Linked DNA regions of Mus musculus: regions 1, 2, 3, 4, 5 and 7 are each linked to region 6. A link is a loop called in an ENCODE intact Hi-C map of the cell type or tissue named here. Cell type or tissue: heart. All regions are shown on one strand. Region 1 has its middle 12 kb from the start of Gm32942. Region 2 overlaps Cald1 (caldesmon 1). Region 3 overlaps Cald1 (caldesmon 1). Region 4 overlaps Cald1 (caldesmon 1). Region 5 overlaps Tmem140 (transmembrane protein 140). Region 6 holds the start of Cald1 (caldesmon 1). Region 7 holds the start of Cyren (cell cycle regulator of NHEJ).

Region 1 (4,000 bases), 50 kb after region 6:
TTTTGCTAATTGCACACTAATCCCTTTGTCAGCCATTTCTCTGCTTTCTGACATTTTTAATATTTGTGGCCAGTGCTGTCTGAACATTTATCAAAAGGATTTCTGGAAGCAAACAATGTCTACAGTTTTAGATGTGCTTGCTACTCTGTGTGATGTAACGAGAGCTCAGGCTCTGTGGCTCCACCCAAGGACGTAAACTAATAGTTCCTCCCACTGTGTCCACACAGAATATACTACCCACCCACTAGTCACCCACTAGCCACCCACTAGTCACCTACCAGTCACCCACTAGCCACCCACTAGTCATTCACTAGCCACCCACTAGCCACCCACCAGCCACCCACTAGCCACCCACTAGCCACCCACCAGCCACCCACTAGCCACCCACTCGTCCCTTTGAGGCCAGGTGGATGAGCAGATCGAGTTTTAGTGTCTTAGTCCTCCTGTTAAGTTGTCTTATCTTATTTAAAACCAAATAACAGGCAAGTTGTTGGCAAAGAGAAACTACAATCAGCTTATTTTAAACAAAGAGGTAAAAATACAAAACGTTATTCTGAAAGAGAACCTGGCTCTCACCTCGAGCAGCCACTGGTCTCACCTGGTACTCCTCAGGCAGATGACTCCAGTCTCTGTCCCTGTTTCTTTGTGGGTCTGATCACTTTCTGTCTGCCTCTTTCAAAGACTCCCAAGACTATATTCTAGATAATCCACCTAGATATCCCAGGATGGGCTCATCTTGGGGTTCTTAAGACAATTACAACCATTATTGGGGCTGGGGATAACATTTACAGGTTCCAGGGGTTAGGATTGGATATTCCTTGCACTTGGAAACAAGGTGAGCCTTTTGTGTCTGTTAACATTTTGTTGGATGAGACCAGAGCACAGAGGATCCACATACACTGGGCACCAACTGTTAGAAATAGGAGCACTGCAGAATCTAGAGGTTTGGGTGGGTACTGATATCATACCTGGTCAGGAAACAGGAATAATGAAAATTTGACATAACTCACTCATTTTGAAAATGTTCCTGAGATGTAGGTACAAATTGCAAACGAGGCAAAGTCACCCCTTATTCAGAACAGAGTTTGCATCCTCCCGGCAGTGTGTAGCATGAAAAGAGCTGGGCTAAACCTACGGATTAGTTCCACGGAGGAGAGAGGAACTGAGGAGATGACTGTCAACGTCTTTAGTGAGGTTCAAAAAATATTGGACTAAGGTAAGATTCCACCCAACAAAAGAAAGATTAGATTCAGGGTCTCAGGCAAAGCCGGAGAGGGTCATCCACCTGGCACCCAGACCAGGACAACAAACAGAAAAACCTAACCTCATCCTCGAAAAGGGAGGCCCGGGGGTGGGGGTTCAGCTGCGTCCTTAACCCCCAAGATTTGCTGGAACTGCAGACAGAAGGATACAGAAGCCAGAAGCCTGGGTGACCACAAGATCCTGACTATAGATATATTGATACTTCTCTATGTGTGGTGACTGATAAATGTCCTCAGAACCATCCATCCAGGCAGAGAAGGGGAAAGGTGAGAAAGCCAGCATGTTGAGCGCCCCCTGGAGGCCAGGCACACCTTCATGCTGAAGCATCACAGAGCTTTCAATTTTCTTTTTTTGCCCTTCCTCCTTTGGCACCTGGCTATGTCCATTTAACAAGGAGGGAAACTGAGGCATAGAGGGCCTGAGGATCTGGGGAGGCAGTATTGTACAGAAGAAAATCATGGTCCCTGGAGTCAGCTGAGGCTGATTTAGAGAGCTGCCGACAGCATGATTTAACCAAGTCACTTCAACACGTTACCATAAAAATAAAGCAAACTTGTACTGCATACGTAGCACTAACATTAACCCAGGCCTGCAGTAGGTGTGCAGTCCTTACAGTTATTTTCCTTTCTTCGTGCAAGGCCACAGAGTCACCGTGCAGCTCTGGGAGCTGGAGCTAGCCCTTCCTCCTGATGAGCCCAACCCCCCATGCGACTACATTCCTGACTTCCTGGGTGCGCATCCCAAGTCCCTTTCTCTACGGCCTTTCCCAGCAATGCCGGTCCTCCTATCCAAGAAATGAGCAGATGGTTCCTAAACAAGGCCTTTTTAGGGCTAAAGAGCCGCCTTCCCTGCAGCCTCTTCACTCTCACCCTGGGGGAAATCTAAACATGCTATGGCGAGCAGCTGGAACTCAGCGGCTGGCTGGCCCAGCTATTTCCCAGTGATTTTTCAGGCTCACAAGGGAAACCCTTGAAGGGAATCCCTCTGGCAGCGATGCCCATCCCTTTTATGGACACATTCTCTCTGTTACTACAGAGCAAGCCCTGGGCGTAGTTTTGGCATTCAAGAGGCCACAGATCTACTGGTTTTGTCCAAAAGGCAGGCATGCTCATCTGAACTCATAGCAGCAGCTTGATGTTAAAAGGTCTGTAGACCCCCTTGAGTGCCTGCTCTTTCACAGCTTTTCTCAGATTTAACAACTAGTAGGACACAGACACTAAGAGGATCTTTCTGTTTCCCAAATGAGTTTACTATCTCTAAATTGGGCTGGCTCACCCACAGCATGATTGAGGCTTTGGAGCATCGCTTGCATGGTTGAATGGTCAGCATCAGCCCTAGCCTCCACCCATCATGTGCCAATAACATGGCTCAACCCTATCCCCAAAGTTAGAACTTTCAAAAATATCTCCAAATATGCCTCCCGTCACCCACGAGACAATGCTGTTCCGGTCTAAGGGTCTTTATACAGACCATACATGAGGTTTAGTACTGGTTTGAGCTTGCAGTTTTCTAAACATTGTTAATGAATCAAATGGGAAATGTGTGTGTGTGTGTGTGTGTGTGTGTGTGTGTGTGTGTGTGTGTGTGTGTGTATGGGGGGATGTTTGTTAGTTTTATGTCACCTTGACACTAGCTAGAGTCATTTGGGGAAAAGGACTTTATTAATAGAGAAAATGTCTTCATAGGATTGGCCTACAGATCAAGATGTAGAACTCTCAGGTCCTTCTCCAGCACCATGTCTGCCTGTATGCTACCATGCTTTCTGCCATGATAGACTAAACCTCTGAAACTGTAAGCCAGCTTCAAGTAAATGCTTTCCTTGAAAGAGATGCTGTTTTCATGATGTCTCTTCACAGCAATAAAACCCCTAAGACAGTCATGTTTTTTATCACAGCAATGGAAAACTAAGACAATAGGTTTCAAGTATACTGGTTTTGAGAGCTCACCATCTTACTTCTAACTTAATATCACTACAAGAGGACCAATGAAAGACCCCAAGCCATCTTGACCCTTAATGGATCATAAGATAAAATTTTCCTAAAATATTAAAAGCTCAGGCCTATATACAGAAACTCAGCATGTTCTAAATGAACTTTACATATGTGACCTCACTTGTTCCTTGTTATAACTATGCAAATGTTAGAGTTTGGAACTCAAATGTTACCCCATGTGTTAAAGGGTTGATTGTCAATTTATGCTGCTATTAAGGGGCGGTAGTGGAGGTATGACCTTTAAGAGTGGTGGGGTCTGTCTAGTATAAAAAGTTAGGTCATGTTCTTATAAGGAATATTGAGATCTCTCTCTCTCTCTCTCTCTCTCTCTCTCTCTCTGCCATCATGATGTGCTGCCATGAACACAGCAGAGAAAACAATCATGGATTGAAAACATAACCCAAAATAAATCTGTCTCCTTTTAAGTTGTTTATACTTAAGTGTGTTTTCACAGAAAGCTAACATAAGATGTAGGAGAATACACACACACACACACACACACACACACACACACACATATATATGTGTGTGTATACATATATATTCAGCATGTTATATATATGTGTGTGTGTGTGTGTGTGTGTGTGTGTGTGTGTGACATGACAAGGTAGGTCAATTAATTTATTATGGTCAGTCTGCTGTGGTCTCATACAGTCATGCTTGATGCCCAGAATGTTAGGTGACAGCTAATGTTAGCAATCAACTACTGCCCCTGGCTGGACTGAGTTAGTTTAATGATACTGTTT
Region 2 (4,000 bases), 110 kb before region 6:
ATTACAGAAGTGAGCTCTGTTCTCACAGATGAAGGCAGCCTGAGATAGGGACTGGATGGACAGAGCCTGGGGCCAGGGACCAGATGGACGGAAACCTCCATCATCCAGGTGCTAGGCCAGGAAGTCAGGAAGTGACAGAGTAGAAATGAGAGAAGCATGGAGAAAGTCAATTGCTAGAACTATAGGCTGGATGGTGAGAGCCAGACCCAGGTGTGAAAGGGAGGCTGGTGGGGAGGGGAGGGGAAGGGAGGAGAGGGGAGGGAGAGAGGCCTTTCCCTAGCATTCCAGGCTCTGCTGCCGAGCGGGATCTGGACAAGGCCTTTCCCTCCATAGGCCTCCACTTCATCATCTGAAATAAAGGCATCAGGAAAGATCAGTGGTGCCTGGGCTTTTCTATGGAGATCTAGGATCCGAAGGAAGCTTTAGGACGGACAGATGGGAGCTGGGTTGGAGGTAGGAAGGAGAGTGGGGCGGAAGATACCCAATGGGCTATGATGAGACAATATGATGGGGATTCAGAGCTTTAGTTCAAACTCACCAGACACCCCTGTTACACAATAGGACTCCTTAAAAGGTTTTTTTTTTTTTTTAAAGTTTAACAAGCACTGAATTGTATAGACCATCTCCCAGGTCCCCCTGAACTTTCCCATTTGAGTGACCAACTTCAAAAAACCAAAACAACAACAACAAAACCTGGTTAACCAAAAACCGCTGCAAACACTGTGGGTGTGAAGGTCTCTCATTTTCTAGGACCCCACCAAGCTCCTCTGCTTATTTGACCAACGGTTGCACAAGCTCTGGGGCAACTGGACCCAGTGACCGTGATCCTGAATGAAAGCCAAAACTCTCAGAAATGGGAACGACTCTCCAAAAGGCCATCTGGTGCCCCTCACTCCTCCACACTACCTTTGCCCAGGACGCATTAAGGTTTTCAAACCTCACAGACACTACTGCGAAAAAAGGCCTCCTCTGCTCAGGGAACAGAGGAGCCCCATCCTTGCGGGCTGTTGTCTGGCTTTGGTAAGCTTAGTTATCCCTCTGGGCTCTGTGTCTGTAGAAAGACAGCATCACCCCCAAAGGGTCCCAGAGGCCCCGCTCACTTTCACATTCCAGAATTCCACGTTTCTAAAGCCGCAGAACCCTCGTGTTATCTGAACAGCCCCCCTGATCAATAGCATATGCTTTGAGGCTTGTTATGGCCCAGGCAGATGGTCAGTATGCTGAGGGCTCTGGGCTGTTTACTTTACGGATTGGGCAACTGTGGCTTAGTGAAATCTCTGCGCCCTGCAAAGGATGACTTTGAGGCAGAGAGCTCGGGTCTAAATTAACAGCAGATCTTTAGCAGCACAATACCCTGTGGCCTGCATTTGGAAGAAAGAAACCCAGGTCCTAGGTAAAACCCCTGTTGCTAAGGCACCAGGAAGATGGAAATGAAGAAAACCAGAAAGCCAGTGACTCCAGACCAAACCCGCAGCTGAAACTACAAAGTTTTTACACACTCCTGCCTTCCTCTCGCTCTCTCTCTCCCTCCTTGCTCTTTCTTTTCCCCACTCCCAGAATTAAAAAAAATTCTTTTGTTGGAGAGGAAAAAAAAAGAGAGAGAAAGAAAGAAAAGAGAAATCAAAGAGGCAAAGGGCAGAACTCACTGAGAGAGTGTGGCCAGGCAGCGCCTTCCCTGGGACCCGGATCCGCTAAGCATGTCCGCAGCTGGTCTGGGCAGGAGTGACTGAGGTAGGGGACCTGGCGCCTGGAGGTCAGAGTGTGGGCTGGGCCAGCACACGGGCCATATTATCTGTGGCCGAAATGCGCTGAGCAGGATGCGCCTGCCTTCCCTTTGTGTTAACACTTGGGTCTGTCCCTGTGACGAAAGTCTGGGCTTGTCCTCAGCCAAATCTACTCCTCCCCACCCTTCCCCTCCACACAGGATCATCTGAGAGCTGATTGTTATTTTTTACTGTAATCTCCCTAATAGAAGCCCATCAGATTTAGACCTGAACGATACAGAGCACTTGGGGAGTTGCAGGCTCTAAATTGCTGGGCTGTAGGGGCTAGGATGACGGGGAACGATCACAATGAAGACTTTATAAGCTTGACTCAGAGAAATCAATCACTAATGTGTGAGAGGGTAATAAGTCGAACTGGGGAAAGCTGAGGCAGTGCGCAGCCTTTGGGAAACAGTGGCCCCTGCTTGTACTCACAGCCCAGTTCTGACATGATGAACAGAATTCAGCCCACCAAAAAGTTCATCGGCTGCCATTCTCAGGCCCTCATCCTGTGCTCTGTTCTCAATTAGCATTGGTGTAGGTGGCTTCCAAAGCAAACAGTTCCCACTGAGAAATCAAATCTGAAAAACTCCCCTCATCCCTTTTATCCAGGAAAAGGAGCATGACAGAAAAATGCAAACCACACACAAAGGCGGAAGAGTTCAGGGTCTTGCTCCGTGATGGGCTGGACCTTACAGCGTGTCTAGTGTTTGCACTCCCCTGAGAGAGGAGGGCAGTCGTCTGCCTGGGCGCTTGCCAGAGCAGCAGGCCCTTCTGCATCGGTGGCACTATGATGGTGATCTCATCGCCAAGCGCTGGTCACCAACAGCTTGGAACACCGCCAAATTCCAGCCCCTGAGGAAAGGAGCGGTGTTGACTATATCTGGAGATGACACCCCATCTTGGCTTGTGTTATGCATACATTTCCTCATCTCTGATAGCAATAGAGGCCCTGGTGTTGGAGGGTCCAACTTTCTATCAAATCAGAACAACTCTGGTCCCTGCCCCATAGGGTCCAGGTACTCCTTGGGTAAATAGCAGAAGCAATTGTCCTAGGGGGCCTTGGTGGAGAATGGAAGAGATCTCTGATGGACAGCTTTGTGCCACACAGAGATAAGAACAGAGCTTTTAAAAACTCCAATCAGTGCCAGAGAGCAGATCTACCTAACTCCCTTCATACTCCCTTGAAGCAGCTTTAATTCATTTGAGCTAAGTCTCCTCATTCCACATAGCTAGACAACGTTTTTCCCTGCTTAACCCCTATGCTGTCGCCAGTGCCACAGTTGCTAAGTATGAGTCAGTAAATGCCAAATGTAATTATTTCTACACGTGTATCCTGTGGACTGCGTGGATTATCACTCAACCTATTAACTGGAGGGCAGAAGACACTGAAACAACCTGAGATGTGGCTGTCTTTACACAACATGACTGGCTTCAGGCTTCAGGATCATCTCATTTTCTCTCCAGAGATGGACTGTAAAATGTATACCAAGATGACCTGCTGCCTTTCCTTCCTACCAAATGTTACTTTGTTCTCTTTTATTGCTTATAGAATTCCGGGACTTGCTGTTGGAGGCAAAACAGTTCCCCTCTCTCAAGATTCCACGCCCTACTCTCTAATCCTCAGAACACGACAATATGTTATCTTCCGTGTCTGCCTCTTTCCAAGTTAGTTTACAGATGTGATTCAAGAGTGGGTGTGGAAAAGAGGGGATTGCCCTGGTATATCAAAGTGTGTTCTGTCTAATCACATGAGGCTTAAAAACAGAAGGCTTTCTGCCTGAGCTCACAGGGAGCTAGGCCTGTTGGAGAAAGGGAAGAGAAGCCAGGCTGTGGAGGAAGGAGAGCAAAAGCCCAGGAATGTGATGCCTCTGGGCCCCGTGCAGGAGCCAGGAAATGAATTCCCCCTTACAGCCTCCAAAGAGAATGCTGTGAGCCACCACCTAGATTAGAGCCTGTTGGGATGTGTGTCAGAAGTCTAAAGGCCTGGGGATAGGTACGTCTGCAATGCTGAAAGCCAGCACACCAGTAGCTATTTGCTACAGAAGTAAAACACAGAAAACTGGCCTGACTGATGAATGAGCTTTATAAATCTTATAAAATGAATACATTTTACCTCTTGATTCTTCCCATCCCTACACACTCTAGTTCTGAGGAGTGGCAAATATAGTTCTGACACACCCAGAACAGGTTTATAAAATACAGTAGCCTAGAGATTTAAAAAAAAAAGTGATTCT
Region 3 (4,000 bases), 160 kb before region 6:
TGCTAAGTTTATCATCATAATAAATTATTATTATTACTATTATTGTTGTTGTTGTTGTTATGTTATTGTGTGGCAGGGTCTCCTGTAACTCAGGCTAGCCTTGAGCTCGATGTGTAGTGAGGACCACCCTGAACTCCTGATTCTTCCCCACCTCCCGAGGATTGTAGAAGTACTCCATCACTTGGGTATATGCACTGCTCTGGATTGAACCCAGAGTCTTCTTTGTGCATGCTGGAATGAGCACTCTACTGACGGAACTACCAGGTTTGTTACTGCCCCAGAGTCCATACTCCGAAGAGCAGCAGGGAGCTTCCTTGAGGGGCTGGTCCTCTTTAGGCTACAAGGTCGTGAGCCATGCACTTAAGGACGTGGGGGCAGGCAGGTTTCCCCCGGCCGGGCCACGCAGCCCTTACCTCCTCCCTAGCTTTTCGATCAGCCTCCTCCTGCTTTCTTCTCTGCTCCTCTTCCTCCAGGACCTTCCTTCTCTCTTCCCTCTTTTTCTTCAGCTCTTCCAGCTCCAAGGCTGCCTCCTGTTGCTTCTGTTTGAGTTTTTCAAACTCTTCGTTCTCCGTCTCCCCGCGGCGTCGGCGCAGCTCCTCCAGCCTCTTGCCGGCTTCCACTTGTGGGGCACCTTCAGCTTCCTTGTCCCCACTGGCCCGGCCTCCTGAACGGCTGGGGCTGAGGGAGGAGGAAAGGAAAGGCAGTTACTTGGTTCTGTCTTGCAGCCCCCGTTGGAAGGAAGGGGGCGGGTGTATGCCTGCAGGTGCTAAAGCCAGGCACCTGATCCGCACACCAGTCCTGGGGGGTGGTTGGGGGATCTTCGTGGAATATAAATACTCTCTTCTAGGGCAAAGTAAAAATGGTGCACCTAATGTGGAAAAAAAAAATCCCATATCTGTGCAATACTGACTTCCATTTAAACACTTCTTAACTCATAGTGAGTCCAACACAGGAATCCCACCCCAGACACCTTCGACAGGGACAGATGAAGCCCCGCTGTTTAACATTTACTCTGTGTGATGGATGGCACAAAGCTTCTGGCTACGGAGCTAGAGAATTAAAACAAGAAGGGGATTGAGGGTTCAGTGTACAGAGCTCATCTTGACTATACACCTCATGCTTTGGACACTTTGGAATATAATGCCTCCTCTAAGATAGGCCTTTCAGGTTTCAGGTAAAAAAAATCATCAATTTAGTAGATTTAAAAAGTGGGAAAAAATGAAGTGCATTGTGTAGAGAAAAATATAGTACCATATTTTGAAACAACTTTTTTTTTTTTAGCTGTAATGTGTATGTGTATGTACATATATATATATTTTTGTGTGTGTGGGTAAGGGTCATGATATAAAGTCAGTGTGTTTACTTGAGCTGAGGCTATAAAGTATAAACATATTTCATCTAGGTTCTTGATGGTTAAAGAGGAACTCTCATTTTGAACTCGAACGAGGTTAAAGGGTTTCTTACAAACCTGCATTGCTCTCTCAGTGCTACAGGGTCCCAAGCCTGTGACTCCTCTCAGTGAGGCTCTTTGCAGTTTTGGTACACTAGTTTTTGCTCTTTCTAAGATCATGAGGTGTGGATGAGAAAATGGACTCATCTCTGGGATCCACTAGGTGTCGCTCGGTCTTTATATAATCAAAGTGTCTGTCCTGAGACTCTGGTACAACCAGTCAGGCAGAGGCAAACTTCACATCAGGAAGTGCAGGCTTAGATTCCCTGGGATGGAAAGCTGGCTACACAGCACGGTCGTGCATAGTGCAAGGCCAATTTAAAATATACATTTCTGATTACATTAAGTTATATGTATATTGTCTGATCCTGTGTGTCTATCTATCGTGAGTATTCCATACATGGAAAAATGTCTGGAATAAATGTTACTTTTGAACAAAATTAAAAATAAAACAAAACTAAGAATCAAGTCAACTTTCGCCCAAACAGGAGTAAGACTGGCTATTCTGCCTCTACCTGTACAGGCTGGTAGGCTTACAACATAGGGTGGTATATGGTAATACCTTCCGGAAAGTCCTGTCATGCCTTTTGCTTTTGTAGATTTAAGGCAAATCAGACACAAGGCATACAGCTTGCTTTTAGCTCAGCTGGTAATCTGTTAAGTCTCTCTCTCTCTCTCTCCCTCTCTCTCTCTCTTGTGTGTGCATGTGTATGTATGTATGTGTGTATACAGTTCAAAAAAAATGGGAAAGTAAAAACAGGTGTCCCCCTTGGTTCCCTTGCAAATTTCCAGAGGGCTCTTAACATCCTATGGTAATGAGCTGTGATTTGCCTTAATCTAATGTGCCCCAAGTTTTTGGACCACAGACTAATACTCACTTACAACCTTTATAAAAACGAACAGAGGAAGGTTTGTAGGAAATAGTCTGAACCATACACACAAGGCATGAACCAATGATATTAATCCCAGTTATGATATTTCTTAATCCACTGGTACCACGTAAGTGTATTAGGTTAAAACATGGGCACTAAGCATTATAGTTCTCGCTATTAAAAAAAAAAGAAAAAGAAAAAGGAAATAGAAGAGAATTAAGCTGTGGTTGAGCAATGAGTGCTGGTCTACTGTCAGTGACAGGGTATCTTTAAGTCAATGGCCAATGACCTCCAAACAGAAGAATGCCATCTGCTTAGCTCCTTTCTGTCCAGAGGCACATGATGAAGAGACCCATTCTCCCTCCCACGTATGCGGAGATTCTTAGATAGTCACGCCTTACCTGAAAGCATTCTCGGTTTGTTTAAGTTTGTGGGTCATGAATTCTCCATTCTGCGCCTTCACTTCTGTAAATCCTTTCTTTCTATCCAAGAAGCTCTTGACTTCTTCTTTGGGCTCTTTGTCCTTTTTAATCTTCTCATCTTTGATCTAACCAAGGATACATATCAAGAAGAGAGATAACTATAAACATCGTACTAGGTTTTAGCTGTTTTTAATGACTTTTAAGGAAGTCATTAGATTTGAGGTAGAGCAACCATCCAGAACATGATATAGAAACAAAATCAAGAAGATCAATAGAGAGTAAGTCATGGCTCTTTGGCCTGTGAGACAGACTTAGACTGTAACGTTAGAAAGTCAAGATCCTCTGCTGATCTCACTGGGGTTTTCATTTGTGGGGGCAGCACTGTTGCTGTTTTTAGAAGCTATCTAGTCCTGGGAACTCCACCTAAGATTAGTTGCTTGCAGTTCCCACTAGGAAGAACACTTACAGGTCATTTTGATGGAAGAGTGGCAATGTAGCTTGGCCAAGTTTCTTCTTAGCTAAAGGGAGCATCTTTGATCAAAGCCTAATAAGGAAGAAGTAAGAGGAAAGCCAGCAGGTGGTCCAGATCTGCCATTTCTGGTGCTTTGGTCAAATTTGAATGGTGTCCCAAGGAGGTAATAAAACCTAACTTTTAGAACCGTGTCTGAAGCCACATAAATCACTAAAATTAGCAGGGGACAGGGATAGTTCTAGTGTACACACTGATTGATATCCATTGGCAGGAAAGATTTAGACCTCCAGAAGTGGGTTTGTGATCATTGCAGATAACAGAAGAAAGGCTATCTGGAGGGAAAGTGGACCTAAGTATTTTTGTGGTTGTTGTGTGGTAAATTCTTCGTGGTAGATAAGACACATTATTTCAAAATGGCTTTTGAGATGGGCAGAGAGTTCAGATTACTATCTCATCCATTCTTAAAACATGAGCAGGAGAGAGTGACCGCCACTGTTCTGAGATAGTCGTAAAGAGCTAGTGCTCAGCAGAAATATTTGGAAGAGGAAAGGTAGACCATGAGAAAACAAGGCTTCTAGGATGTCCATAACTGTCTCTCTTTACCTGACCACTCATTGCTTTCCAGCGACTCTTGACACCCTCTGGACATTTACTCCTAAAAGGCATGTTTTACAAGGTAGAATGGCAGTGTTACGGACTACCTTTTATAGCCCTTTGCCTGATAATCTTCCTTAAATGGTATTAAATCACCATGGATGGACTACTCACCAACACTGCTCCAGTG
Region 4 (4,000 bases), 90 kb before region 6:
TACCATCTTTGATCATGATACTGCTGAGTGTTCCTTCATTTATATAGAACAGTGGTTCTCAAACTTCCCAGTTCTGTGACCTTTTAAAACAGTTCCTCATGTTGTGGTGACCCCCAACCATGACATTATTTCATTGCCACTTCATAACTGTCATTTTGCTACTGTTATGAATCATAATGTAAATATCTGATATGCGACCCTTGTGAAAGGGTTTTTCAATTCCCAAAGGGGTTACAACCCATAGATTGATAGCTGCTGTTATAGAACATACATACCTATATATCTGTATTTATGTCCTTATGACTTCCAGCTAAGTTTCCTGCTGTGCTGTTATTAGTCCTCATTTACTGGATACATTTTAAAGATATAAAAGATCTCTGTATTAAAGTAGGATAAAACAATGCCTCTGCAAAAGTATGGATCCTTTCCTAAAAGCCTGTGCATCTACAGTCAGCACTAAGTCCAGGAAGATGCAGAGGAAGTGACACAGAAGCAGGTGGCTGCAGTTTTGTGATGATGAGCATGATGCCCTGAGAACATCAGAGATGCCAGGGGAGAGTGAGAGGTGGGGGAGGGGAGGGAGGGAGGGAGGGAAAGAGAGAGGAAGGGAGGGAGAGGGAGGGAAAGAGAGAGGAAGGGGGGGAGGGAGGGAGGGAGAGAGAGAGAGGAAGGGAGGGGGAGGGAGGGAGGGAGGGAAAGAGAGAGGAAGGGAGGGGGAGGGAGGGAGAGAGAGAGAGGAAGGGAGGGGGAGGGAGGGAGGGAGGGAAAGAGAGAGGAAGGGAGGGGGAGGGAGGGAGAGAGAGAGAGAGAGGAAGGGAGGGGGAGGGAGGGAGGGAGGGAAAGAGAGAGGAAGGGAGGGGGAGGGAGAGAGAGAGGAAGGGAGGGGGGAGGGAGGGAAGGAGAGAGAGAGAGAGAGAGAGAGAGAGAGAGAGAGAGAGAGAGAGAGAGAGAGAGAAGAGAGAGAATGCAAAAAACCCAGAAACAGAAAGAGTAGCAGAATAGATGTGGGCAGCTGTTTGTTCCCATGAGGCTAACAAAAGTAAATATTTATTTATTTACACATTCATTTGCTCAAACAGGCAATTGATTAAAATGCCATTGAGCTTGAAATGTATACAAATAATGCCTTTTGCTTAGAAACATCACATTAAGATTTTTCTCTGGTTATGCACAGATCCCCTTCTGCCAACCGAAACGTCTTTCTTATGCTTTTGGTCAAGATCTCTCTAATCTAATATGGTCTTCCTGACTCCTGGCACACTATCCCTACAGGTGACTGTTGGTCTCTACAGGTCTGGGCAGAACCTTGCACTTTATAGATACTCTTTCTATATGTATATGTGCATTTGTTATAGCACTTCATTTATTTATCCAGTTTTGTGGTGCTGGAGATTGAACCTAAAGCCTGAGTATGATGGTCAAGTATTCCAACCCCGAGAAAATTACCCAGTCCTCTGCCCCGAACAGAGCATAGAGCAAAAGAGATGCCTGATAAAATGTGTTGAGAACAAACGAATGCATCTGTAGCCTTGACCCTTGGACCAACTTTATCTGCATTGACTCTACTGCCATTCCGAAGCTGGCATGGCTTCTTTTTATTCTCCATATCCAGATGACAGTTAATTCTTCCCCTGCCTGGCCCTAGGTATATTTTATAGGGCCTTAGAACTGTCTTTTAAAAAAAATGTAAGATTCTGTATTACGTATTTGATTTCAAATCAAGCAATATCTGACTTATTGCAAACAGAAGTAGACAATTCCAAAAGCAAGAGGAAATGACCTCTGATTCCCTTGAGAAAGCACTCATTCCTGTGACAAAGGAAGCCAGGGTCTGGCGTTAAAGGAAGAGGAAGGGACTTGCCTAAGGTCTTACATGCCCTTTGTCCTCAGATCTGAACTATGATTTTTAGATAGCCCTGGATTCCTGGTTTGGCCATCTGTTTCCTGGACACACCCTGAACTTGCCATGGAATCTTGCTGGACCATAAAGTCTAACTTTCACTACTGCCATAAATGATCATTTTACCAAATGCTGATGGAGGTTGACCTAATTCCAGCACAGCAGACCTATACAGTGCCCCTTGAGACACAAACAGGTAAAATCAGTACAAACATAGGGCCATTGTTAAGAACAAGCAGAAATGTAGACAGAAGTGTTGGTTAAGCAATATTTGAATAAAGATGCATGTATTTGTTTTAGGTTATTAATGGCGCCTAATTAAGCTTTGGCATACAGGCTTTTTTACAACCAACACTAACAGAAGATAAATCCTTGTTCACACATCACCACCACCCTGGGAAGCATGAACGGAGCAGCTGTGTGGCCAGTTCTTAGAGTTCTGGCTATGAGAAAATGAAGCTTATTCACCCTACGTCGCAGCCTGGCTTAAACCACTGTGAGATGCTTCTCACTGCCTGTTGGTGTAGAACTCCATCTAACGAGGTGCACACTCTGCTCTGCCATCCCTCTAGCCCCAGCGTTCTTCAGGGTTACTCCTCTGCTCATCTGCTTTCTGTACTCTTGTTTCCTATGAGTCTTTGAGATACAGAAGTGTCTGCTGATCACCTTCGTTTCTCCCATCTCTGTTCAGACACTTCGTCTTGATCAGTCCTCGGTAGGCATTTGCTGGGTAGATTGAGAACTCAAGAATCCAGGAGAATCCCAAGGCCAGTAGCACTGAATTAGGCAGAGGAAGTAGAGGTGTGTTCCTCCTGTCTAGGTGGTGTCCACAAGTCTTCAATGTCCTCTCAATTTCAGGTCTGCTCCTTCCCTAGGTCTTCTCTGTCTCTCTGCTATGTTGCTCCCTGTGATGTTTCCATTATGCCCTTATGATCTCTTACTCTCTCATATGAGCTTTTGGGGGGTGGGGGAGGATATGACTTCAGCTTTTTTTATTGGCAATGGGTTTGTCCCAATGGACCTATCTTATACGATTTTCTCTTCTTTCTGAATAAAAATCCAAGTTTCCTGTCTTCTAACATCTGGGGGGAAATCCCCATGTTGATGTGGTTTCTACCTGAAATTCAACACTATGACCATGACCACCAAGAATAGAGTCTTCTCACCTTTCTCCACTGGAGACGAGGCCGAGACTTTTCTTGACGATGCCTGATAAACATGCATGGAGAATGGATGAAGGCATCTGCAGCTCTGAGCCTTGGAAGCGCTCTATTTTAGGTTAACTTACTATAATAATTCGGAACTGGAGCTTACAGTCTTCAGACTGAGTTGTCCCTGCTCCTGACAGGTTTGCTGATTGCCACGTGGGATCTCTTTCCTCCCTCCGACTGCTCTGATTCAGGCTCTCACGACTGTATGCTTGATGCCAAGTCTCTAAATCTCAGTCCACCGTAACTAACCGTTACCACCACACTCTCATCCCTAGTGAGGGTCCTAAGATGCCCTTCCTCTCAAGCTCCCTGCAGCAGATTCTTTCTCCCTGGAGCTTTGCTTGTCTCGTTTTCACACCTAGTCAGCCTCTCCTACCCCACTCTGTCATTTCTACTGATAAACTGTATTCCTTGCAGTAATTTTAGGTTCAAAGAAAAGTTGAGTGGAAATGGCAAGTCTTCCATGCTGCCCTGTCCCCTCCCCTCCCCAGTTGCAGCCGCAGCCTCTGCCATTATCAGCATCCCATACACAGTGCTGTACTTGTGACTGTGGATAATGTAGGTACACACATGTCATTCCACTTTGATTCCATAATTTGCATTGAGTTCCAGCGCAGTGGCACGCATCTGCCATCATACTATCTCATGGGTGGTTTTGCGGGTCTAACATCCTGTGCTCTGCCTGTGTGCTCCTCCCTCCCTCCCTCCTGTCCAGCTCCTGGCAACCACCGGTCCTTTGGTCATTTCCTTAGTTTTGTATGCTTTAAATTTTTAATTATTAACTATTATTTTAAAGTCGGATAGATACATTTTCTATGTTGGATGCATTCCCCTCTGTCCCTCCCTCCTTTTATTTTATTGACGCTCTGTTTTAGACAGCTTCCGTTTT
Region 5 (4,000 bases), 270 kb before region 6:
TTGTGTTCTAATGACGTCCCCATGAACTTTGTCTTCTCTACCTCGGCTAGCCCCACAGAACAAACCTATGCTTTGTTGTTGTTGTTTCTATACTATGCAGAGGATTGAAGTTCCTCCACAGAAAGTCCCCACAGCCGGTGTTCCCTCTCCAGAAACACACCTAGATGGCTAACATCTGATTCCTTCATTGGCAAGCCTCTGCCTGGCAGGCGTTCGTGGGCCGTGAGCGAGTTCCCAAGTAGGGTGAGGATCCGCTGCTACTCCGGAGCTCTTGTCTCTTGGGTGACATTAAAAATGCTCCGGCCTTCTTTTTGTTTCTTTAGCAGACGACCCCTCCAATTGTCACTACACACCCTGCCTCAGACTTCCAGTCCTCTTGCTGTCTCCTCCTCAGTCGCCACAGTGGCCTCCCTGGTATTTTCTGGAAACCTAAGACAAGCTGAAGACTCCTGCCATTGTTTCCAACCCACTCCCCTTTCAGGTCTCTGCTCAAATGACTGCCTGGGATTAGACTCACCTTCCTTGCTTACCACTGGGGAAACTGCAATGCCCTTCTCTTCCGTGAGCCCTGCCTGGCATCTCATCCCTGCTCATCAGCACGTCTGACTGTCTGACAGAAGGCACTCCGCTTACCCCATCCTCCAGGCGTCTGGACCTCCAGGGCAACAAAGGCTTTGTCTGTTGTTGAGTTTGCTTTGCTTTCCTTTGTTCTCTGTGTAGACAGATGAGGTCTGACAACAGCCTTGGGCGTGTCAGTCTTTCTTTAGGAATGTGATCCACCTTATTTTTTTGAGACAGGGCCCAGAGATCACCCATTAGGCGAGGCTGGCTGGCCAGTGAGCCCTAGGGCTCCATCTGGCTCTGCCTCCCAAGTGCAGGGGTTACAAGCGCAGGCCAGCGTTCTCAGCTGTTTATGTGGATACTGAATGTCAAACTCAGGTCCTTACAACTGCATGGCAAACACTTTCCCAACTATGTCAGCTCCTTACTTATGTTCAGTTTTCCCTCCTTCCCTCCCCACTTCCCTCCCCCCTCCCTCCCCACCTCGCTCTTGCTCTCTCTCTCTCTCTAACTCTTTCTGTGTATGTATGTATGTATGTATGATCTATCTAAATTTTTTCTGTTCTGTCCTTAATACCCAAGGCTGCTCCTGGCATCTAGAATGCACTCAACAAACATTCCCTGGATGGCAGGCATGGTTGATTGGCTGTCAGTGGCAGCACATGTCACACATCACAGCACACACAACTTCTCATAAGTTCCTTCCTCTTTCTTTTTTTTTTTTTTTTTTCACTTGCTTCACTGTCCTCTGGTTGTTAAAAAAAATTACTCCCACAACACCTGGGTTCAAGTCCCTCTCCTGTCACTACAGTCTCTGGGTCTGCATGGGACTTTGGGAGACAGAGTTGGTATTTCTGTGGTTGAACCAGTTCTGGGCACATGCTAAGTGCACGTGTGTCCTGTGATCATGAGGCTGAGGCAGCGATTTATGGGGAGAAGAGTAAGGTGGAGGCTGAGGGTGGTCGTGTGAGCAGTGAGGGAAGGCAGAACAATAGGCTCTGACAGGCTGCAGGGAGAACAAGTTTGCCCATTTCCTTGTCAGAGAGGCCGCTGGCCTCCTGTAACTGTGTTTAAGATTAGTGTCTGTGGCTTAGGTGTGGCTCTCAGGGAATAGACAGGAAGGAGAATGGGAAATGTGTCGTGCTTCCTTTGGCAGAAACATGAGCCCATGTCCTAGTTTCTCAAGACAGGGCTAGGGCAGTGCTGTGGCCTGGGTGTGGTTAGTAGTGTAGGTGGCCTCTATGGAATGCTGGAATGTTTGCGTTCACCATCAGTCTGCTGTGTAAATAAAAACAGCTTGGCCAGCAGAGATAGGACTGTACCAGGGCACTGTGACAGAAAGCCAGAAGCATGGTCCAGGCTAAGGCGTGGACAGCAAGAGTTGAAGTAACTGTTTAAATGGCTCCTTTAATATTAACTTTGTATTTGTTCCAATGTTTTGCTGCTTATTGGCATTGGGTAACAGATAACCTAGCAAGGAACAAAGGTTACAGAAACTTTGAAGACAAAAAAGCACCCTTAAAGATGAGTCCCACCTCTGTCTCTCTGTATTGGTAGGTCTCCCAGCATGCTTAGAGGCAGCCGACTCCTGGGCTGAGGACCAGGCTTCCCAGGACCTGGTTCTGCTCTTGAGCTCTGCCGCTCTTCCCTGCAGTTCTGAGGAGGGAACTGTGCCATCCCCTTCCCAGGCTAGGATTTCATCTCCTGACCCCACTAATGATGCATTTGGGAGGTCCCTGAGCCAGGAGCCCTGGAGAATCAAAGACACGAGGAACAAACAACATTCCCCTGACCCCGACTTCCCCCGCAGATAAGCTTGTGCTCCACTTGGAAGACATACACTACATAGAGTTTTAAGAAGATAATTTTGAAAAGATTTAGGGAGGATCTAAACAAGGCTAAGTGAGGGGGAGAGAAACCAGCAGGAATAATGGTTCCATATCACAGGGCTGGGGAACAGCCATACACATACTGGAGATACTAGGTTTAAGGCCTAGTTTCCATTAGCTATAGCTAGCTGATGCTAAACTGGCTTGTTATTAACAAGCCAAAAAAAAAAAAAAAAAAAAAAAAAAGCTCTGAACTATTTTAGGACATTATGCCATATGCCAAAATAAATTTCACATGGATTCAAGAATGAACCAATATAAAATAAGATCTAGAAAAAAATAAACTCTGATTTATGAATAAGAAAGTACGTTCTGAACTTAAAAGCACATCAAAACTACAAGGAAAACTATAGATTTAGCTATTTTTTTAAAAAAATGGAAATTTCTGTGCACTAGTAAAAACAATACAGAATTAAAAGTCAATGAGCATGGAGAATATCTGCCAAAAATGTGAGATGATAATACACACAATGTATGGAATGTTCATGCAAACATCAAGAAAAACACTGCGCTGTGTGAAACGGGATTCGGTAATACAAACAATTCACAGAAGAATGAACCTAGCAAGAAAAAAAAGATCTGTGTTTTTCCAGTGCCTCCAAGGTACGCTGGGTAACCTTCTTCTCCCTAAAGACTGTAGCTAGCATCCTCAGTGACACTCCAGATGCCAAGACTGGCTTCCTAACATGGTGACTCTGACTCTAAGGTTTGTGTTTTTGGCCAAATGACCCACTTTTACCGCCTTACCCCTAGGCAGTATCATAGAAAGGATGGAGTACTACAATGTCAGGCATAACGGAGGTCAGTTGTGTGTTAGAATGGAGAAGCAGCTTTTAGGAGCCAATTCAAAAGCACAGGGGTGGTCAAGGCATCCCTAGACAGGTGCACAGGAGAGAGAGGAGGCCATGGGTGGTCAAGGCATCCCTAGACAGATGCACAGGAGAGGAGAGGCCACGGGTGGTCAAGGCATCCCCAGACAGGTGCACAGGAGAGAGGAGAGGTGGAGAAAATCAGTCCTGTGGTGTTTCCCAGTGAAGGCCACATTAAAATGTTCCCAGAATTACGTGCTGTTGGTGAAAAGTGAGATTATAGAGCAAGCCACCATAGCCTTAGTAATTCGATAATGTGGGGACTAAAATAGCAGCTTAGAAAACGGGATGTGTGAGGCCTTGCTCCAGGCGCTGACTCTCAGACCTGCGATTAGGAAGACCCAGAGAGGAGGAAATACTGAAAACACACTTCAGCTGTCTCTGAAAGATTTCCCCCCACCCCCCCGTTTTTTTTTTTTTTTCTTTTCTCTCCTATCCAACAACTTGATTTTACAGATTAAAGAAGTGTAATGGGAGTTATTAATCAGCCAGAAAAGATAAGAAAGGAAAGAAAAGAAAAGAAAAGAAAAGAAAAGGAAAGAAAATAAAAGAAAAAGAAAAAGAAAGACCTGTTTCAAGGGACAATCCCCCCTCCATGAGTTTCCTTTGGGGGCTGATATCAGGTCTTAAAATCTTTTATGTCCTATAATTCTCTTTTGGACAAGAACACAGATCTTTTCT
Region 6 (4,000 bases):
CCTGTCTCTTCATCTTCTCTCTCTCTCTCTCTCTCTCTCTCTCTCTCTCTCTCTCTCTCTCTCTGAGGTGTAAAAATAAATCACATGCCTAATGCAATCTTCAATTTGGATGCTTTAAACTGCACATTCTGTTGCCTTTCAAAAATGCTAACAACCCCACACTTAGCCTGTAAACTGGTTAAGTACATACATTCTTCACGTGTTCTAAGATCTATTCTTTTCTGCAATTCTTTTTTCACCCAGAGCTTCTCCTATGTTTTTCATTAGATGGTTTTAATGGAATCAAAGTTCCCAGGCTGTGGCTTCACAGAGCTCAACTTACCTCCCTATTAGGGGAAAGCTCTCCCAGATTGTTCTTCACCGGGAGAAAGTAGCATCAAGAACTGCCTGACAGTCACCATGAACTGAAGCCCCTCACTCTGTGTTAGGAGAACACACTCGGTATTATTCCAGAAAATGTTATTTTGTAGTGATTGGGGGTGGGGAGCATGTGAGGGGGATGGGAGAAACTGGTCATAGAGAAAATGAACTTTCAGCCACTCCAGGATGTTGGCTTCAAAGTGGAATTTATCCTCAAATCCAAGATTATAGATTTCCTTCCAAACTGCATTCCCTTCGTGGTTTAGAGAATACTTGAGAAAGAAATTGCTTTCCATGTTTTCATTGACATTAACCCCACCACCACCACCACCCCCCCGTACAAAGTTTGGAACTTGATGTCTTTGGAGGAGGGACAGTAGTCGAGCAGAGCAAACGATTGCCTGCAGCCTTCCCCTCACACTTACACACTTCCTCAGAGACATTCCAGGGAAAGAAACTCACAGGGCAGTCTGTTCTCACGTGTCACTTCTCAAGAAATCCCCACCCTTCTAAACACAAGGATTCCTTAGCAAGTCCCAACCTCAAGGCATCGCAGTCTATGGCAAACATAAATGGAAGCAGCCACCTGGGAACGCTAGAGCTTACTATGAGTATTATTATTTAACTGCTCAGACTTACTCTTCTTCTGCAGGGCACCTTGTCTTCAGTAAGTTCTAGTTCTCGTGTCTGGTTTTGCCTAACACTAAGGGACTGTGCTGCTTCCATTTACAGCCCCACGCGCAGAGCCTCGTTGCCAGCAGGGATCTGGGAATACCAAGCTCTTTGCTCTCTGTTTCTGACCATGGATTGCCATGGCACTGAAATTCCCCCACCCTTTACAATCGGCTCTTTCTAAAAGGAATTACCGACTACTACCAACTTGCGCTACTGACTGAGATGCCCAAATACGTCTGTTTGGAAATAAGAGCTCCTTTCCTTCCTTTCTGGAACGTTCCTCCAGCTCCTATCTTTTCAGACCCTCGGGGGGCATACTTTCCAACAGAAATGAAGATTTCTCAAGAAATATTTTGGTAGGCAGTTACCCATGATTTCTACACACACGCCCACTCATGCACACATTCTCTTGCTGCTCCGGTTTATAGAAAACAAACAGGGCAGGCATCTTCTATTTCAGCAAATAACAGATGAGCGGCACTCGCTGAGTTGGTGCTAGTGGTAGAACTCTGACCTTATTTCTTTACATCTCTGAAATCCCACTTCTAAAATCCTGGTAGCAGAGTAAGAGGAACCCATTACTTAGCTTAAAATTAGCTTAAAACAAAAACCCAAACCCACAACAAAACAAAACAAACATTCTTTGTCTTAACAACGTAAAAAGCCGTTGATGTTATTTTTTTAATTAAAACCTGAATCCTCTTTAAATGTCTGCTGACCAAAGATGGGAAAGAAACTGCTAAAGGGACAGAATCCTCTCACAGCTGCTGGCCTGAGGATTCCGGGTACAGACCACATCCCCCTTGGAACAAAAGCGCATCCTGGGCAAACGCGCTGGTGCTCCCTGATCCTGTCACCAGGAGATGACACCGTTTGTGCCATCTCTATAAACAAAACTTGAAGTTTCATCACATTGACCTTCTGGGAACAGGTCAGGAAGTCCAGGCGCTGGCTTTGAGAATTTACGTGGTCTGTTGCCTGCCTTGAAAGATTTTGCATATCCAGCAGCCTTAGCCAGGAATGTTGCCTGAAACCTGTAGAGCAGCCCCAGCTTCCCTGAAGGCGGAGAAAGAAAGACTTTGTCTCTTACCTCTAGGGCAGCAACTTCTTCCCAAGGAGGGATGTCCTGCTGTCTGAAAGCAGGGATTCCTTTAAGCAACCCAGCAAGAGAGCAAGCAGGCAGGCAGGCAGGCAGGCAGCCTAATGCACACTGCTCTATTCAATAAAACTGCAGACCGCCCTTCCTTGGCCCCTCCCAGAAGTCCATGCTAAGTGAACACATACCCCCTATGTTTACAGTCAGCAGGCGGTGGTATGCATTGTCCTGTAGTTTTTCTAATAGGCAGCCAATGACGACACCCTAGCCAAGGTGATGCTGTCTGCCCGTGCAGATGCCTGTCATTCCCTAGGCATGCTCAGGATATCACTCATCAGAAAAACCAAGTCCTAAAAAGCTTGAAACCGTGAGCAGGCTGCCAAAACCAGCCGGCTCCATGCCCTTTTTTGGTTATCCTAAGCAGGGCCTCCTGGAAGCAGATCCATTGTCAGGAACAATCATAAGAAACGTTAATCTTGGAGAAAGAGGCTGTCTTGTAGAACACAAATAGAGCTTTAAAAAGAAAGTACAGTCCACGAGACAATAAGTGGACAGTTAGACACACTTACAGGGGTGAGGCTGGGGGTGGGAGGAGACATTTTAGTCGAAGAAGCCGTAATAGTGTATTTCTTTGCAAAGCAGTTTCATTATAAAAATAAATTTACATTATTATACGAGTTAAAAATCTGAAGTGGATAAGAAGCAGGGCGGCTGGCTGCACAGGCTAAGTTCTAGCCTAGAATATGTCTATGTGTGTTATGGGAACAACTGACAAAAAGTATAAATAAAATGTATCAGTCTTTTTAGTACATAATGTTGGCCAGGAAAAAAAAAAAAGGTGAGGCCAGAAGCTAGCAGATAGAGTCCTAGGCTTAAGAGAGAGCTTTATTGGCATTTCCTACCAACACCCATCTTCCTTTCTTTCTTCTGTCTTGGCAACAAGGAGATTGTACTAGAAATGTGTAAAAACAAATGTGCAGAGAAGGACATAGAGAGATCCAGGACCTGCTTTGGGGCAGGTATAGATAGACACATATGCTCTCACAGGTGACACAGATGTCCTAGAACATTCTAGAAAGCCAGTGATAGGGGAGCCCTGAAAGATGCTGAGTTACAATGCAGGTCACTGGCCCACACATGCATCCAATTGTGGTCTTGTAGTCTTTGGAACTCATTCAGTCGGTACTTAGCTTTTAAAAAAAATGGAATACTTACTGTTTGTCAGACCTGGGGCTTAGCACGAAATCCATGTTTCATTACTGATACTGTCTCATCACCGACCAAGAAGTTTTAAATATTTCCCCTGGCTAATTACAAGTCCAGAAGCTTAATCAACACATGCAGTCTGACTGAAAAAGCCTTTCTCTATTAATGATGATCTGACAAAGAAGCTGTCTCTATTCAGGAAACAGCCCCCGCCCTTTGTGCTTCCTTGAGAATGCTTGGGAAGCAGTCGGTCCACATGGGTGAGTTTCTTCTCCAGCCCCCAGTTATTAACCAGTCACCCAGAAGTGTCTACATGGACCCCCTACACTTCTTAGGGAGGTAACTTACCTCCTCTGTGTTTCTTGCTTTCTTCTACTAAACAGCTCTAAAAAAAAGTTACAGCAAAGACTACAGGGTCCAGGGAGAGTTGGACTTAAAGCATCCTTGAACCAGAACTGAGAGAGTACTTTCCCAGACACACAAGATAAATAACTTGTTGGTGGGAACCACACTGTTAATGTTGCATTTCAAGTTCACTGTAGCTCAACCAGGTGAGCACAGCCATGTTCAAAATTGTTCTTTTGGGAAACCTCTTTCTGATCCCAGATAAATGATTTGAAAATAAACTTTTTGGATCATAGCCAGTTTGGCAGCTGGGGAAAC
Region 7 (4,000 bases), 280 kb before region 6:
CACCCTGTTCGGTCCAAGAGGCATTGACTGTATTTTGTACATAATTGCTTATTTTTCTTATTTAAGGGGAAAAAAAAATCAGAGCAAGGTAATGCTCTTACAGTCACTTGGTGTCTCTTTCTGGACTATGTGAGTCGCCTGGCCCTGGTGATAGCCACAGCTCCCTGCCTTGGTTATTGGATGTCAGCTCTCACTAGCCTCAGCTGCCATGCCTTTCTGGCAGAATCCGGTTATAGTTGAGATGTACACCACAGTGCCCTCTTCTGGTCTCAAGCCGAGATCTGAGTGTCTTCTGCAGAACCTGAAAGCTGGGTAAGGTGCTGGCTAAGAGGCTTCTCAGGACAGCAGGCCTGAGATCTGGGCCCACCTCCAGCTCCTGCACCTTGGGGTCTTGTGGTCCCAGAACTCTCATTTGGTGGCTTCCTCCTCCTTCCATCGTGAAGTCTCTTAGCTTGAATAGTACCAGCTGCCTGCACCTCTGCCTGGCTCAGCTGCATCGGCTGTGCCTGTGCTCTGGTCTCTCACTTGGAAGGAGAGAAAAGCAGGAGTGTTGAGGCCTGGGCTCCCTTCTGGGATGGAAGGAAAAGTGGAAAGCGATATATAGGAAAACCCTATATATCATAGTTACTATTTATTATTGGTGTGCCTGTGTGTGTTGGGTGGGTGGGTGGGGGGTGGGGTGGGATATGCCACAACAAAGATCACAAGACAACTTGGTGTAGACTTAAGTTCTTTCTGTTCATCTTTATGTGTATTTGGGGGATCAAACTCAGGTGGGCAGGCTGCATGGCAAGTGGCTTTCCCCGCTGCGCCATCTCCTGCTCACGTGTTTACCCACGTCCACACTGACATGAAGGGGTCAGTCCGTTCTCTGCCGTGTCTCCACTCCGACTGACACACAGCCTCATCGTCTGCCTCACCCAGCTTTGTGGGCCTGGGTTCCGCCTGAGTCAGGAGCCCGTGATTTAATTTCCTCTGGTTTTCCTGTCTTATGGCGTGCTCTTTCTTCCAGCATGTTCCCCACAACTTGCTGAACCAGTGGTTTTAAGGCTCAGAGACAGAAAGAACATTCCAGAGCTTGTTCCTCCCCAACCCCTCCCAGGAAGAATGCATCCTTCAAAGCGCCTCTTTGGAACCCCTGAGGGCCTTAGTAGGGCTCTGTCCTTTGCTGTCCTTGAGTGAAGGTGTTGTGGGGCACAACCAAGAAGGCAGGTCACACTGCAAACCTTGAGTCACTCTTCTGGGGGCTGAGAACCTCGCCTGGCAGGTGCAAGTCTGCATTTCCCTCCCTGTGCCCTGGGGCCCTGTCTCTGCTGAGCCCCAAACCCATGCCCAGGAGCTCGGTGTGGGGTCTGGAAGTACAGTCACGATTACAGTGCCTGCTGACTAAATGAAGCTGACGGACACTTGTTACTATAGCCAATAAATTTATCTGCCAATTTAAAAATAATAAAACCCATGTGGACTCCAGCACAGGCAAGTCTCCTAGCTTGGTCTTTCCCTCCTGCTGCTGGGGTCTTTGCTGACAACAGGCTCTGTATGCAGCCACACAGGTCTTTAGCCTTATTTGCTGGGTGGCCATGGAGAAGTTTTAAGAGATGTGCAGGGTCGGGAGAGTTATTAAGAATCAAAGGAATCCAAGAATGGAAGGATGCCCTCTCACCCAGCATTAGGCTTGCTTGGCTCACATCAGATGAGGTAGAGGGCCCGCCCTATTTACAGTCAATGAATGCTACTTTCTTGACAGCTAGGGGCTGCCCTCCCAGAAAGGTGGCAGCCTGGCCTGGTTCAAGAGCAGCTAAAATGACTCTAGGGGTCATCTGTGGGATTGGAAGCCATTGGTTTATCCCATTAAGAGTTGGGGCCTTTAATTTCCTGGTCCGAGCTATCAGTTTAGGATTGAGGATTAGCATTAGGGAAAGGCTATGGAGAAACCGTGCTCAATAGGGGAGCTGTGGGTGCCCCAGTCCAGAGTGCGGTGTTGACCTGCTGTTGTAAATCGAACTTGGTCACTCTTGATTTCTCCGTTTGGGGGCAGACAGAATCAGATCTGAGGTTTCCTTTGCTCCAGCGCTCCAGAGAAGAACCTCCCCTGTGAGGGCCTCCTACTGTGTTTTTTTCAGTCGTCTTCCTTGGCTTTTTCCCCAACCACCCAGGTTGCCTTAAAATCATGCATGCGTTTAGCTGAAAGATTCCGGACACCTGGGAGCTAGCTTGGCGCCTCCTCCACTTCTGCAGAGGGAACCTTTCTTTGCTTCCCCTAGTTACTGACTCTGGCCGCTAAGAACCAACGGCTGCGCCTCCGTCACAACAGCTGACAGAAACAGGAGCCTGCGGATGTGACCCGCGGTCTGCAGGGGGCACCCGGGGCCCTAGCGGCCAGCCAGCGCCCGGGTCCGGAGCGCGCACGCCGGGAGCGCGCAGGAGCCGGAAGGGGCGGGCGGTGGGATGCGTGCGCGTCTCGCAGTTCTGAATCCCCGGAACCCACGGGAAGGACCGCAGCGCTGCCCTCCCCTCTTGCCCACGGTTCCATCCTGTCCCCAGGCCCCCGGCTCTGCGCCCTCTGCGGTAGGGAGGGAGTGGCGCGGCCAGCTCCGCGCTAGTGCAGCGACGTCCCGCGTGTGCCTTCTGGGTGAGATTTTCCAGGGACCCAACGGGCCCGACCCGATCAGCGCTGAGCTCCAGAAACCTTGCGGCGGGCAGGACCTGGCTGCTGGCTCGATGGTCGATATCCAGCTTTCTACGACTTTGTGCACGCTAATTCTTAACCACGTCTGTTTCTCGTCTATAAAATGGACATGATACACATGTACTGCCGGGTCTGACTCATTTCTGTACACTGTCACTCACTGGATGGTATTCCTCTTAATCGACTTCTGTTCTGTGGCTGGACAAGTTGTTTGGTTTAAATGAAGTTATAAACAGTCATTCTGGATGAGCCAAAATTGTCTACTGGTGTATGTTGGGGGCAGGGGGAGCACTGCCCATTGAAATGTGTGAATTAGAAAGCCTGGGGGATTTAGTAATTGATATGTTTTGTAAAATGTGGTATGGGAGGGAGGGAGGGGGTGCCTTAAGCGGGCCCAAGCTGAACCCCCTCCTACTCCCAGGTATCAGCCATATGATGGGTCTAGTATAAAAAGAAGTTTATTTGGGGACATGAGAAGGGGGGTTGAGAAGGGAGTAGAGGCAGAGAAAGAGGGGACAGAGAGGGACAGAAAGAGAGAGAGGGACAGAAAGAGAGAAAGGGAACAAAGAAGAGGGAACATGTGGAGAGAGAAGTGGGGAGGGGGGTTCAGAGAGCATGAGAGAGGCCAGATAGTCCTTTTATAGCAAGCCAGGTTTGTACCTGGCTGTTGCTAGGTAGTTGAGTGGAGCCTAGAAGGAACGTTAGCATGCTAACAGTAACCAAATCACAGTAGAGGTGAGAAGTTTGTGACATAGATGGAGATGGACGATTGGGCCAGAATCCCCTTTCTTCCTTCCTTTGGGCTGTAGAAATGACAGGAAAGCATTTCTTGTTGCTGCAACTGCCTGTGTGGGGCACAGAGCAGGGGAGGGGCTACAGATATCTGTCTGCAGGCCCCATGTCCTATCTGCTGCTAGTCCTCCATGTGACACAGTGTACATGGCTTGGCCTTCTGGGCTCTGCTCACCTCTGGGTCACCTCAGGTCTGCCCTACACTGACTAGTAATTACTGCTGGTAAGTTGGAAGAGCGTTGACTTACTAGAATCTACTGACTTGGTTCCTCCTTGTAGGCATTGAAGATCGGCACCCACTGGGGTCAGATGAGCCTGGTGTGACAAGAGAGTGTGAGTTTTGGTCCTGTTCTAGAGAAGCAAGCCATGGAAACCCTAAAATCCAAGACCAAAACGAGGGTCCTCCCCTCTTGGATGACAGCCCCTGTGGATGAGAGAAAGGTTGTATCAGTGAAGACAGCCACAAGGAAGCAGACAGCCGCCTGGGCCCAGAGAGTGGGGGCAGCAACAAGGTAGCTA

Evidence for each region. Peaks named below come from ENCODE experiments on the same cell type or tissue, not always from the same donor. Only the 100,000 strongest peaks of a DNase experiment are listed, where the experiment ranks them.
Region 1: it touches region 6 in a loop (2.2-fold over the local background); 6 of 42 quality-filtered maps call a loop at or near these places.
Region 2: it touches region 6 in a loop (2.1-fold over the local background); 2 of 42 quality-filtered maps call a loop at or near these places.
Region 3: it touches region 6 in a loop (4-fold over the local background); 5 of 42 quality-filtered maps call a loop at or near these places.
Region 4: it touches region 6 in a loop (8-fold over the local background); 4 of 42 quality-filtered maps call a loop at or near these places.
Region 5: it touches region 6 in a loop (2.7-fold over the local background); 3 of 42 quality-filtered maps call a loop at or near these places.
Region 7: it touches region 6 in a loop (2.4-fold over the local background); 3 of 42 quality-filtered maps call a loop at or near these places.

What each region holds. Positions count from the first base shown.
Region 1 is chr6:34,546,767-34,550,766 of GRCm38, reverse strand. No RefSeq gene overlaps it. Among named protein-coding and RNA genes, the nearest start is that of Gm32942, 12 kb to the right of the region's middle. In heart, a CTCF peak has its summit at 1,560 (motif pointing left); no DNase peak of the experiment used is centred here; H3K27ac peaks cover 1,169 bases.
Region 2 is chr6:34,707,344-34,711,343 of GRCm38, reverse strand. The region is part of intron 3 of Cald1 (caldesmon 1); the gene reads right to left. Among named protein-coding and RNA genes, the nearest start is that of Gm38787, 23 kb to the left of the region's middle. In heart, no CTCF peak of the experiment used is centred here; DNase peaks (open chromatin) are centred at 1,093, 1,833 and 2,583; H3K4me3 peaks cover 3,024 bases; H3K27ac peaks cover 4,000 bases.
Region 3 is chr6:34,752,312-34,756,311 of GRCm38, reverse strand. Cald1 (caldesmon 1) reads right to left here. Exons shown (of 14, transcript NM_001347100.1): 6 at 2,724-2,869; 7 at 414-678. Among named protein-coding and RNA genes, the nearest start is that of Gm38787, 22 kb to the right of the region's middle. In heart, a CTCF peak has its summit at 1,604 (motif pointing right); a DNase peak (open chromatin) is centred at 1,631.
Region 4 is chr6:34,687,043-34,691,042 of GRCm38, reverse strand. The region is part of intron 3 of Cald1 (caldesmon 1); the gene reads right to left. Among named protein-coding and RNA genes, the nearest start is that of Gm13861, 35 kb to the right of the region's middle. In heart, a CTCF peak has its summit at 2,081; a DNase peak (open chromatin) is centred at 1,922.
Region 5 is chr6:34,863,703-34,867,702 of GRCm38, reverse strand. The region is part of intron 1 of Tmem140 (transmembrane protein 140); the gene reads right to left. Among named protein-coding and RNA genes, the nearest start is that of Tmem140, 2.6 kb to the right of the region's middle. In heart, no CTCF peak of the experiment used is centred here; DNase peaks (open chromatin) are centred at 672, 1,712 and 2,262; H3K27ac peaks cover 2,316 bases.
Region 6 is chr6:34,596,791-34,600,790 of GRCm38, reverse strand. Cald1 (caldesmon 1) reads right to left here and starts at 2,287. Exons shown (of 14, transcript NM_001347100.1): 1 at 2,126-2,287. In heart, no CTCF peak of the experiment used is centred here; a DNase peak (open chromatin) is centred at 2,300; H3K4me3 peaks cover 2,856 bases; H3K27ac peaks cover 3,862 bases.
Region 7 is chr6:34,876,532-34,880,531 of GRCm38, reverse strand. It overlaps Cyren (cell cycle regulator of NHEJ), which reads left to right and starts at 2,467. Exons shown (of 4, transcript NM_001135611.1): 1 at 2,467-2,632; 2 at 3,761-3,993. The coding sequence starts at 3,848. Wdr91 (WD repeat domain 91) reads left to right here. Exons shown (of 15, transcript NM_001013366.1): 15 at 1-106. In heart, CTCF peaks have their summits at 265 (motif pointing left) and 2,368 (motif pointing right); DNase peaks (open chromatin) are centred at 421, 991, 2,431, 3,591 and 1 weaker place; H3K4me3 peaks cover 1,971 bases; H3K27ac peaks cover 2,310 bases.